Linked DNA regions of Homo sapiens: region 1 is linked to region 2. Evidence: chromatin contacts called from ENCODE Hi-C or POLR2A ChIA-PET data. All regions are on one chromosome and are shown on one strand. The core of a region is the stretch at or near the end of the contact, and the rest is flanking DNA. Distances in the headings are between cores, read along the strand shown. Region 1 has its middle 38 kb from the start of ZNF396. Region 2 holds the start of ZNF24TR (ZNF24 transcription regulator).

Region 1 (4,921 bases), core at 1,301-3,800, 52 kb before region 2:
GAGAGAGAGAGAGAGAGAGAAGAAAATAACTCAACTTAGAAATATCTTTATGTAAATGAAGATTGTTTTTAGAAATCTACCAACACCTAAAAGTTAATTATGCTGGATTTAAAAACAAATATCAAAAACTCCCTGAGCTCTAACAGGCTTGCATAGAGCCCAAGGGTTCTATGGACAACTGGAGTGGGGGGCAGTGGATGTGATGATCTCAGTTTAGGAGAGAGTCCAGCTACAGAGTGCATCTGATCTGATGACTAGGGACATCTTCAGCAGTTCATAAACACGTGCTGTTCTCACCAGCTGCTGGGGAAAAGAGGCTCTGGAAGCTGCCATTTGTTGGTTACAGGCAAAGGAGGTTAACTTGAAAGAAATGGGCATATTTTATATAATACAAGCTACCAGGGAGGATTTCAGAATGGTCTTTGTCTTGGTTAAAACGTGATCAAACACCACCATACCTTAAAAAACAGCTACAATGAAAATTGAATTAATTAATTAAAATTAAATTAGAACAGAAAATTTAACTACTTAAACTAAAGCACATAAATTATGTTTTTAAAGGTCAGATTTCTGCTCCTATTCAAGGTAAACTAACTGATACGTATTTAACCTCCCACCTGAAACAACAACAAAAAAGGGAAAAACACACAAAATATATGAAATAATTGTTTGAAGACACTGGACATCAGGCAACAAAAGACAGTGATCCTTGAGAAAAGGAAAACAAATGATTGCCCCAGCTTATTGGTTTGAGATTTTTAGGCAACAGTACAGGGAAGGAGACCCAAGCAAAGCAAGACCGAACTACATGTTGCCTATAAGAAACCCATTTTAAATATAAAGATAGAAACAAAGAATGCAAATTGGTAATTGCCAAGGGCTATAAGGAGGAGGAAATGAATAGTGACTGCTTAATGGATTTTCTTTTAGGGGGATGAAAATATTTTGGAACTAAATAGAGCTAGTGGTTGTACAACATTGTAAATGTATTAAATGTCACTGAATTGTGCACTTTAAAATAATTACTTTTAAGTTATGTGGATTTCACTTAAAAAAAAAAAAAAGAAAGAAAACTAGGCCAGGTACAGTGATTCACACCTGTAATCCCAGCATTTTGTGAGGCCGAGGCAGATGGATCACTTGAGGTCAGGAGTTCAAGACCAGCCTGGCCAACATGGTGAAACCCAGTCTCTATGAAAAAAAAAATACAAAAATTAACTGGCCATGGTGGTGGGTACCTGTAATCCCAGCTACTCAGGAGGCTGAGGCAGAAGGATTGAACCTGGGAGGCTGCAGTGAGCCAAGATCGTGCCACTGCAGCCTGGGTGAGAGAATGAGGCTCCATCTCAAAAAAACAAAACAAGACAAAACATTAAAACCCAACAAATTAAAAAAAAGAAAGAAAGAAAACTAACGAGACATGCAAGCGTACAAAACCATATAAATAACCAGCTACCTACAGGAGAGCTAGAAAATAAAGTTAAAAGACTCAGTCTTTAAAATAATTATGCTTGTTGTGTTCATTGAGAGATGAAAGATTGAGGATTTTGACAGAGACATATAAAGTATATAAAAAAGAAAATTCTAGAACTGTAAATACAACTATCAAAATTAGTAACTCAGTGGATGGAGTTAGGTGGAGAATAGATAGCTGAAGAGAGAATTCATGAACTTTCAATGGATCAGAAGACAATATCCAGAGTACAATATTGGGAGATGAAAGATAGAAAAAGCAGAAGCTGGGGTAAGAGACAAAGAAGTTAGACAAAGAAGTCCCAGAAGGAGAAGAGTAGGGAAGTGCAATAGAAGCAGTATTTGAAGAGTTAATAATTGAGAATTTAAAAAAGTTGATTAAAGGTATTAAGCCATAAATTAAGCTGACTTCAAAGCAGAAACAGTGGAATCTGGACACAATGGAATGATGCCTTAAATGCTAAAAAAAAAAAAAAAACAACAAAAAAAAAACTATTAGCCAATGAATACTTTAGGCAACAAGTGCTCCACAGTTCATAAGTGGGAACATTCACTTAGGACAGGAGAGATGTGAAAGGGTCACGGGAGATGGGTAAGGTTTGAGAAGGTCACTAAAGAGGCATTAGCAAGTGATGTTTTACAGCCAAGTGGTCAGGAAATCTCAGGGTCTGAACACTGATTCAGTCTGTTTGGGTAAAACTGAGCTCCTATTACTAGGGGTAGAATGGAAATTGAGGCTAGAAAGGGTCAGTAAGAGCAAGATGGTGAATGATCTCATTTTACAGGTGATAGGAAGTATTGGAGGTGTATCTGTGGCATCTCTACCTTGTTTCTTGGGAGGACACCACTAGTAAAACCTTTCTGACATTTTCCTGGTGTAGGTATAAATCACACTGTCTCTTGCCACTTTACTATGAGTGAAATGAAATTTAGATAAGTGCCAGGTTCAGCCTGCTCTGTACTTTCACTCCCTTGTGAGAACATATTATTGAATTGCCATTTTTAAAGAATCCAGTTGCAATGAATCTTATTTCCTCTTTCATTTGTTCCTCTGGAGCCAGAGTGAGACAGTAGATTAGGAAGGGAAGAGAAAATATAGAAGTTCCCTTTCAAAGTTGCTTTCACATGGCTGACCTTTCGATTTATTTTCTCTCTAAGTACCACACTTATTTTAGTCATAACCTTTCCCTTTTTGTCTCCGTAAGGGCAGACGCTCCTTATAAACCCACATGGTCTTCATCAGCCCACATGAATTCCGTCTTGCTTAACTGTGTTTTTCTCATCTCTGAGTGTCACTCCTATTTGGCTCCCTCCTCCAGAGTCCTACTCTGACACCTCTGGTGCACATCCTTGCATAATTCATAAATCTTAAAAAAAAATCTGTGGTGCTCTTTATCATGTGTTTTAAATCACATTAATGGCAGTGTGCTTTTAGAATCCTGTAATTTGACCTACTGAACCGAAAGTCTAACTTTCCAATCTTTTATCTTTTATTTGCATTTCTTGGGGTTTTTGGTTTTGGTATTATTCACTTCCTTTAAGATTTCTCAACTTTAACTTTTGCTGATTTAAAATTTATGCCATAAATTTGATATAGTACTCCACTTCTAATTGTTGTATGCAATGCGCAGCTTTCCAGACAGGGTATACATAAAGGGGTTTCAGTGCACAGATGTATGTACACATTTAATTGCACTAGTGTCAGGTTGCTGTCCAGAATGGCTGCATCAGTGTTCACTTCCACCATCGAAGCATGAAGTTTTTTATTTATTTTGTTTGTTTGTTTGCTTTTGAGATACAGTCTCCCTCTGTCACCCAGGCTGGACTGCAGTGGCATAATCACAGCTCACTGTAGCCTTGACTGCCTAGGCGCAAGTGATTTTCCATTTGCCTGCTCCTGTGCCAATATCCACTGTTTTAATATTGTGTCTACAGTATGTCTTCACAATTAATTAGTAAGACAATTTGTCCTTCTTTGTTTTTATTATCAAATTGACTTATCAGGCTGGGCACAGTGGCTCATGCCTGTAATCCCAACACTTTGGGAGGCCGTGGTGGGAGGGTTCGCTTAAGCCCAGGAGTTTGAGACCAGCCTGGGCAACATAGTGAGACCTCATTTCTACAAAAGACAAAAGTAAAAATTTAGCCTGGCATGGTGGCGTGTGCCTGTGGTTCCAGCTACTCAGGAGGCTGAGGTGGGAGTATCACTTCAGCCTGGGAGTTCGAGGCTGCAGTGAGCCATGATCATGCCACTGCATGCCAGCCTGGAGGATAGAGTGAGACCATGTCTCAAAAAAAAATTGACTAATCTATTTGAGAATCTTTAGTATTCTACTACATTTTAGAATAAGTTTGCCAAATCTTTAAAAAAAATCTTGTTGCAACTTTAGTAAGGATTACATTTAATTTACAGATTAGTTTGGAAGAAACAACTTTGTAAAGTGTTCTCATTACATCCTTGTACATTTATGTAAATATTCTTTTATTTCATAATTAAAAGCTTTATAGAAATAAAATTGTCATACAAACCGTGCATATGTTTAAAACACACAAATTGGTAAGTTTTGACATACGGATTAACCCATGAAACCATCACAAATATCAAGATAGTGAACAAATCCATAATCCCCTCAGACTTCCTTGTGTCCTTTTGTAATTCCTTTCTCCCATCTCTCTCCACATCCCTGTCTTTGTGTAACCTGTGATGCCCTCTCATCACTATAGATTAGTTTGCATTTTCTAAAGTTTTTAGTTAATGGAATCATACAGGAGGTACTTTTTTGTCTGGCTTCTTTCATTTGGCATGATAATTTTGAGATTCATCCATCTTGTAGCACGAATCAACAATTCCTTCCTGTTTATTGCTGAGTAGTATTCCACTGTATGGATATACCACAATTTATTTACCCATTCACTGGTCAGTGGACAGTTGAGTTGTTTTCAGTTGTTGGCTATTACAAATAAAGCTTCTATGAACATTTGCATAAAATTGTTTGCAGGAACATATGCTTTCTTTTCTTTTGGGTAAGTACATGGGAAAGAAATGATTGGGTTAGAGGGTAGGTATATGTTTAACTTCTTAAGAAGTTGCCAGACTGTTTTTCAAAGTGTTGGTATAATTTTACATTCCCACAAGCAGTGTAAGAGTTCTAGTTCCTTCAAATCCTTACCAGCAGGTTGTATGATTAGTCTTTTTAATTTTAGCCATTCTAGCAGGAGTGCAGAGGTATCTTATTGTGGTTTTAATTTTCATTTTCCTAATTACAAAGATGTTGGGCATATTTTGCTTATTTGCCATTCATGTATCCTCTTCAGTGAAATGAGTGTTTAAGCCTTTTGCCTACTTTTAAAATTGGTTTGTCTGTTTTTCTTTTATTGTGCTTTGAGAAGTCTACATATATTCCAGATAGAAGTTCTTTATTATATATGTAATTTACAAATATTTTCT
Region 2 (5,403 bases), core at 2,478-4,977:
GCTTTGACGGCAGTTGGAACAGAAGTACAAGTAGACAGAGGCCACTGAGTTATGGAAGAAAACCAGGCTGGATCCAGTTCTGTGGATCCAGGAAGAAGGATCCCTCCTTTTCCTGCTCAAGCTGGTCATCAAAACAAGTAAACAACTAGCCCCCCTTTTTTGTTTTTTTAGGGTTTTAAGGTTTGCTATTACATAGGAAACATGGTAGTATACATGGTGAATACCAAAGAAGGCATAAAACATTAGTGATTTTTAAGAGGTCCAGTGGGTGGTTTCTACTGGCTCTTTCTGTCCCTCATTATTCTAGAGGAGTTCCTCCATTAAAGTCCTCTGCTATTCACCCCACAAATCCCTCAACCCCTCTCTCTCCCCCGGCCTCAATCACAGATCATTGCTTCTTTAGCTAGTTATTTACTCCTTCCCTTGTCTCATAAAAAAGTTGAGCAAGCTTATTAGAATAAGAGAATAAAGGACGAAAAGAAATGGTCAAAATAAGCAATGAAGAAGGCAAGGAAAATAGTTGATAGAGCCAGCAATAAGATGAGCACATGGAAACATCTATCATATGATGTTATTCAGTTACTACAAGCGGGCATGAGCCAAGAGTCCTAGGAGCCAAGGAAATGAGAAATATAACCAAGCAGAACATACAAGTCAGGAAAACTCTGCCTTTCTAATGCACAGACCAGAGGGGATGTGGGTGATCCCAGTCCCGAGTTAAGTGTTTCTCTGACATTTTCTTATTTGATCCTGACAATCTCGTGGGGTGGACATTATTATAACACTCATTTTACAGATAAGGAAACTAAGAATTCAAGAGTAAGTTCGTAATGTGCCCAAGACTACAGTTAGTGAGATGCAGAAATGAGATTCAAACCCAGGCTATCAGGCTCCATGTCTGGGTCCTGAATGAAAAAGCTCACCCTACAGGACTGGGGTGGGGGAGTGGGGTTCTGTGGGACATTTCTGAGACAAATGTAATAGGCATTTTTGTAGGTCCATATCTCCTGACCTCTTTCAATCCAATTCCTTAATATGGGCACAAAAGCATAAACCCTGTTGAAATTCAGCAAAAGCAATTCCTTGAAGCCAAACAATTTGTGCAGGTGCATAGTTCTTTGATAACCTAATTTCCTTCTCTATTTACATAAATGAATACTGCAGATTCTATCAGGAATTATAACAACAGGTATTTATTCAAGCCATAGTCAGTCATTCAATGCATCCGCAGCCCTCTCTATTAAGATTTATACCCCACTAGAACCTCAAAGCTGAAGTCTTTGGTCTTCTCACTCTCAGGCTTCCTAACCTCTACAGAGAAAATACTCTTAAATACACAGCCCTCCGGGACAACTGAACACACAATGAAGACCTCTATTAAGAACATTTACAGGACAACTTTACCTGTCCATGGTTCTTCTCTTCTATATTCTTTGTTAGATGTTTTAGGAATTGGGTACTTCCTCTATTCAAGACCGCATACCATTTAGGCAGCATTTCTCAAACTTTCAGCATCTGTAAGCCAGTGCAAGCTAATGCAAAGCACTAACTTTGGGTAAGATTTCATCACAATTTTTAGTAATAAAAATATCTCATTCTTTTTGAAAGCTTTTTTATTATGAAGAAATGCAAACATATACCAAAGGCAGAATAGTATAAAGAACCCCCATGGACTTATCACTCAGCTTCAACTATAACTGACTCATGGCCAATCTTATTTCAACACGATTCTCATCCACTTCCTCTCTCTCATATCATTCTGAAGCAAATCCCAGATGTCATATCATTCCATCCATAAATATTTCAGTAGGTGTCTCTAAAAATATGAATTATTTTAACATTACAATAGCATAATCACAACTATTTGTGAGAATTCCAAAATATTATCAAATATCAAAATATATCAGATTCCCAAATGTCTCAAAATTTTAAAGTTTTTTTTGTTGTTGTTTGAATGAGGATCCAAATAAGGCCCACACATTCCCATCAGATAGAATATTATTTTAAATGACACTATTGTTTCATGCATTTGTAAGAGGGCATAATTTGTAATCTCTCCCCAGGATATCTGTCCTATTTGATAATGGGGTCAAGTTCCATAGTCCATTGATTTCTTTCGTTACCCTTTATTTTTACTAAGTTAAACTCTCCCAATTTACAGTCACTGGAAAGAGTAACAAATATCTGGTATCTTTTTCCAATGACTATGGATTCAGAAATTAAGAGATTTCTTACTGCAAACATGTTTAGCCCTCCACCAGGTGCCAAATCAATCATGAAACACATTTAAAATTTGGACAGATCCATGCTTTAACTTGGGAGATGGGGGAAAATGGGTCCCCCTCACCTACAGGGACTGCCTTCTGGCTCTGAAGAGCATATTTTCAACGTTACAGGTCGTTTTAAACCATGCCTAATACCAGATTAAGAAAGAGTCAAACTCCAGTCAGAGCAGACTGGACCTGAGTTTGGTCTTAAGAGGATTTCTCAAGTCCAGCTAATTGTTTTTCTCTTAAAGTGTCTGAGTTTTTCTTTTGGATCCTGCAGACCAATACCAGAACTGACCTCTTATCAGAGGCAAATGACCAGTAGATATGCCGTGATGAACAAAGTCATTCAAAGTTGTCAGGAGGACACTGAAAGTGTCAGGCAGGGTATGAGGTGATCCTGAAGCAGGATTGGAGCCAAGTAGAAGAGGAAGAGGGTGATGTAGGAATGAAGAGGGAGGAATCTGCAATGGCATTCATAGTTGACTCCAGTGTGGGATGCCATGTAAAAAGGAACTCTAAATTCACACATACATGCACACACATCCCAAAGAAACCCCTTGCAATTTGCTCATGGCCTGGGATGGAAAGAGCCAGCTGATCTGAGAATAAGAAAATGTACCTTACATGAAATATTCTCTTCATAGTTACAGCAAATGTTCTCAACGCTGGCTGCACATTAGAAGCATCTTGGGAGTTCAAAATACTATGTCCGGGCCCCTGCACAGGCCAGTGGAATCAGAATCTCTGGGTATTTTTAAACCTCCCTCACCATCCCCCTCCTGGACACCCCCCACCCACACAGGTGATTCTAACGTGCAGCCCGGCCTGAGAACCACCGGGGTACAGCATGGACAGCAAGGGCTATTTCAGTACAGGATCAGTTAATGAGCAAGGGCTCATTATTCAAAATACTCACAACTTGAAGCTTGGTTTGGCTCAGCCTGGACTTCTGGAGCTTGGGGTGAGAAGCAACCTAATCTTCAGAATTCACAGCTCTCCCGCAAAAACAATGTCAGCAGGGAGAGCCTGGCAGGGGAATGGGAAAGGAGGTGTGAGGTGTCCTGCACACGAGCTTCCCTTCTGCCCGGGGAGAACACTGGTTCTCTCACTCCTGTGTGCATGATGATCACACGGGGATATCTGTCAAATGCAGCTTCCTGGGCCCCACTCCCTGGGTCGGTCAGAAGGTCTAGGATGTGGCCCAAGAACCTGCATTTTAGCGGGTCTCCAGGTGACCCTCTGAGGGTTTATGGAACAAACACACATCCATAAACCGAGAGGCCTCCAGGAGCAGCAGTCTGTGGGTCCTTCCTGATGAACACGTGTGGAGCAGGGCTTCCCTCTTCAATCCTGGGCCCTGCCCCTGGAGGGTCTGAGCAGTAGGTCTGAGGTGTTGCCTAGCATCAGCATTAGAAGTGATTTCAGGGCACTGCCCAATTGGGGACCTTCATGGAAAAGAAGTGGACCTGCCCCAAGTTTTCTCTGTACAATAGAAGGTGGAAGCGAAGCAGGAAGGACCCTTGGCTCATTCCCTCCTTGCTTCTACCAAAACGGAAGCTGGCGTTTTTCCTAGGCTGACATCTGGCAGGAAGTACAAGCGGAAACCAAACAGCAGCCTCTGGTCTTTCAGAGACCATTGATTTCATCAGCAAAATGGGTCTCAAAGCTTCATCAAAGTGGGTCTCAAAGCATCATCAAAGCAAACATGCAAATTCTTGGGCCCCACCCCAGACCATCTACTGATCAGGTACTTCAGGGAGACAGGCTCCCTAATCTGTGTCACAGGAGGCTCCCAGGTGACTCTGATGCTTGCTCGGTGATTGTGGGCTTAGGAAAGGCCCCCACCTCTTCTGGCCATCCTTTCAGGTCCCTTGTCATGGAGGCAGGGGGAGGCCCCACAGCACCTCTCCCGCTCTCGGTTTGTTATTGGGAAGGTGCTGAAGGATGCTGGGGCTGCCAACCTGGAGGAAAAGGAGCCTGGTTCCAGGCAGCTGCCACTTGCACAGGCTGCTCTCCCAGCTGACTTGCTTTGTTTTATTTTCTCTAAGCCTGAAGAAGGGCTTTCCCCAGAGAGAAAGGACACCTGGTGCCTAATTCCCCAAAGCAGAGGCAGCTGTGGTCCAGAAGCCCCAGGGCCTGTTTCCACTGTCCTCCCTGGGGAAATGCGGGTATAGGGCCCAGAGAGGCCCAGGACTTATCTCGACACTCTCCTTTCCCCGGCCAAGAAAATGCTTCCTCTTCTTGGAGGATGGAGATGCAAACACTCCCTTTCTGGAGCAGGCTGCAGCCAGAGGGGTGGCATCCTGTACCAAGACAAAAGCCCTTTTGGGACAGAGTGTCAATGCTGGTACTCCACACCTCCAAAGATGAGGGGAGGCCGATCTGAGGCAGAGGCACATGTGAGAACCAGCCCAGTGGGACAGAACAAACTACTTGCCTCTTTCTTCTCTGGACCCAATTTTGGAATTCTTCTAAGCATTCTGATCAGAGACAAAGACTAACATGCTCTAAAAGGGGGGTCACCAGGATTAGAAGTAATCCAGACCTGTTGTGGATTCACTGCAGAGTCTTTAAATGTGTTATACGGGGTTCACCACTTTAAAACAAAAATTCAGGGACTTGGGATAAATGAAAAGTATGGTTTTATTGTATCTTCTTGTCAAACACCTTTACTTGAGGCAACAACTGAAGTATAATTTAATTCAGCAGGAAATATCACACTTGGAGGGAAAACACACACTAAAAAAAAAAAAAACCCTTAAATTAAAGCCAAACATTCTTTCCAAGGCACAGCACTGGCATTTTCAGATTGACAGCAGAACGAGTTTGTTTCCGTGAAACAAAATCATGAGTCCAGAGTCTGTTTTTGAAACAGCTTTCCACTTCATCTCCCTTTCTGGGGCTCAGGGAACGATGCTCGTGGCCTTCCTCAGGGCCAGGTAGCCGGTGACGACGTCAGAGGGCAGCCTCCGAATGTAGGAAAACTCTTCAATGGTGCTGAACCGCAGTTTGCTCTGGGGGTCTGTGTAGTTGGCCTGGGTGAAAAGAGGCACAGGGAAGGGCAGAAAGTTTTTGCTGGTAGGGATATTTTAAGTTCAAGTTTAAAAATTTTTTCTATTTCACTGAAAGTGAT

Evidence for each region. Hi-C counts contacts between places; a loop is a spot of excess contacts on that map. ChIA-PET counts read pairs that join two places held with the same protein, here RNA polymerase II (POLR2A). Pooled maps may share reads with other maps.
Region 1: a map with no recorded cell type shows a loop between it and region 2 (5-fold over the local background). The contact joins the enhancer-like site here to the promoter of ZNF24TR in region 2. A Hi-C loop is called at or near these places in 13 of 168 maps with a recorded cell type or tissue (Caco-2, Calu3, HepG2 and 9 more), 16 of 37 single-sample maps with no recorded cell type and 15 of 50 pooled maps. POLR2A ChIA-PET finds 5 or more read pairs at or near these places in 8 of 52 experiments (GM12878, HepG2, MCF 10A and 5 more).

What each region holds. Positions count from the first base shown.
Region 1 is chr18:35,413,066-35,417,986 of GRCh38, forward strand. No RefSeq gene overlaps it. Among named protein-coding and RNA genes, the nearest start is that of ZNF396, 38 kb to the left of the region's middle. Within about 2 kb of position 2,551, at least 2 of the 41 ENCODE cell types and tissues checked have a DNase peak (open chromatin) inside an H3K27ac peak, as active enhancers do; they include GM12878, where a contact is called at or near this core.
Region 2 is chr18:35,463,438-35,468,840 of GRCh38, forward strand. ZNF24TR (ZNF24 transcription regulator) reads right to left here and starts at 3,728. Exons shown (of 3, transcript NR_186612.1): 1 at 2,890-3,728. It overlaps INO80C (INO80 complex subunit C), which reads right to left. Exons shown (of 5, transcript NM_194281.4): 5 at 4,896-5,305. The coding sequence ends at 5,174.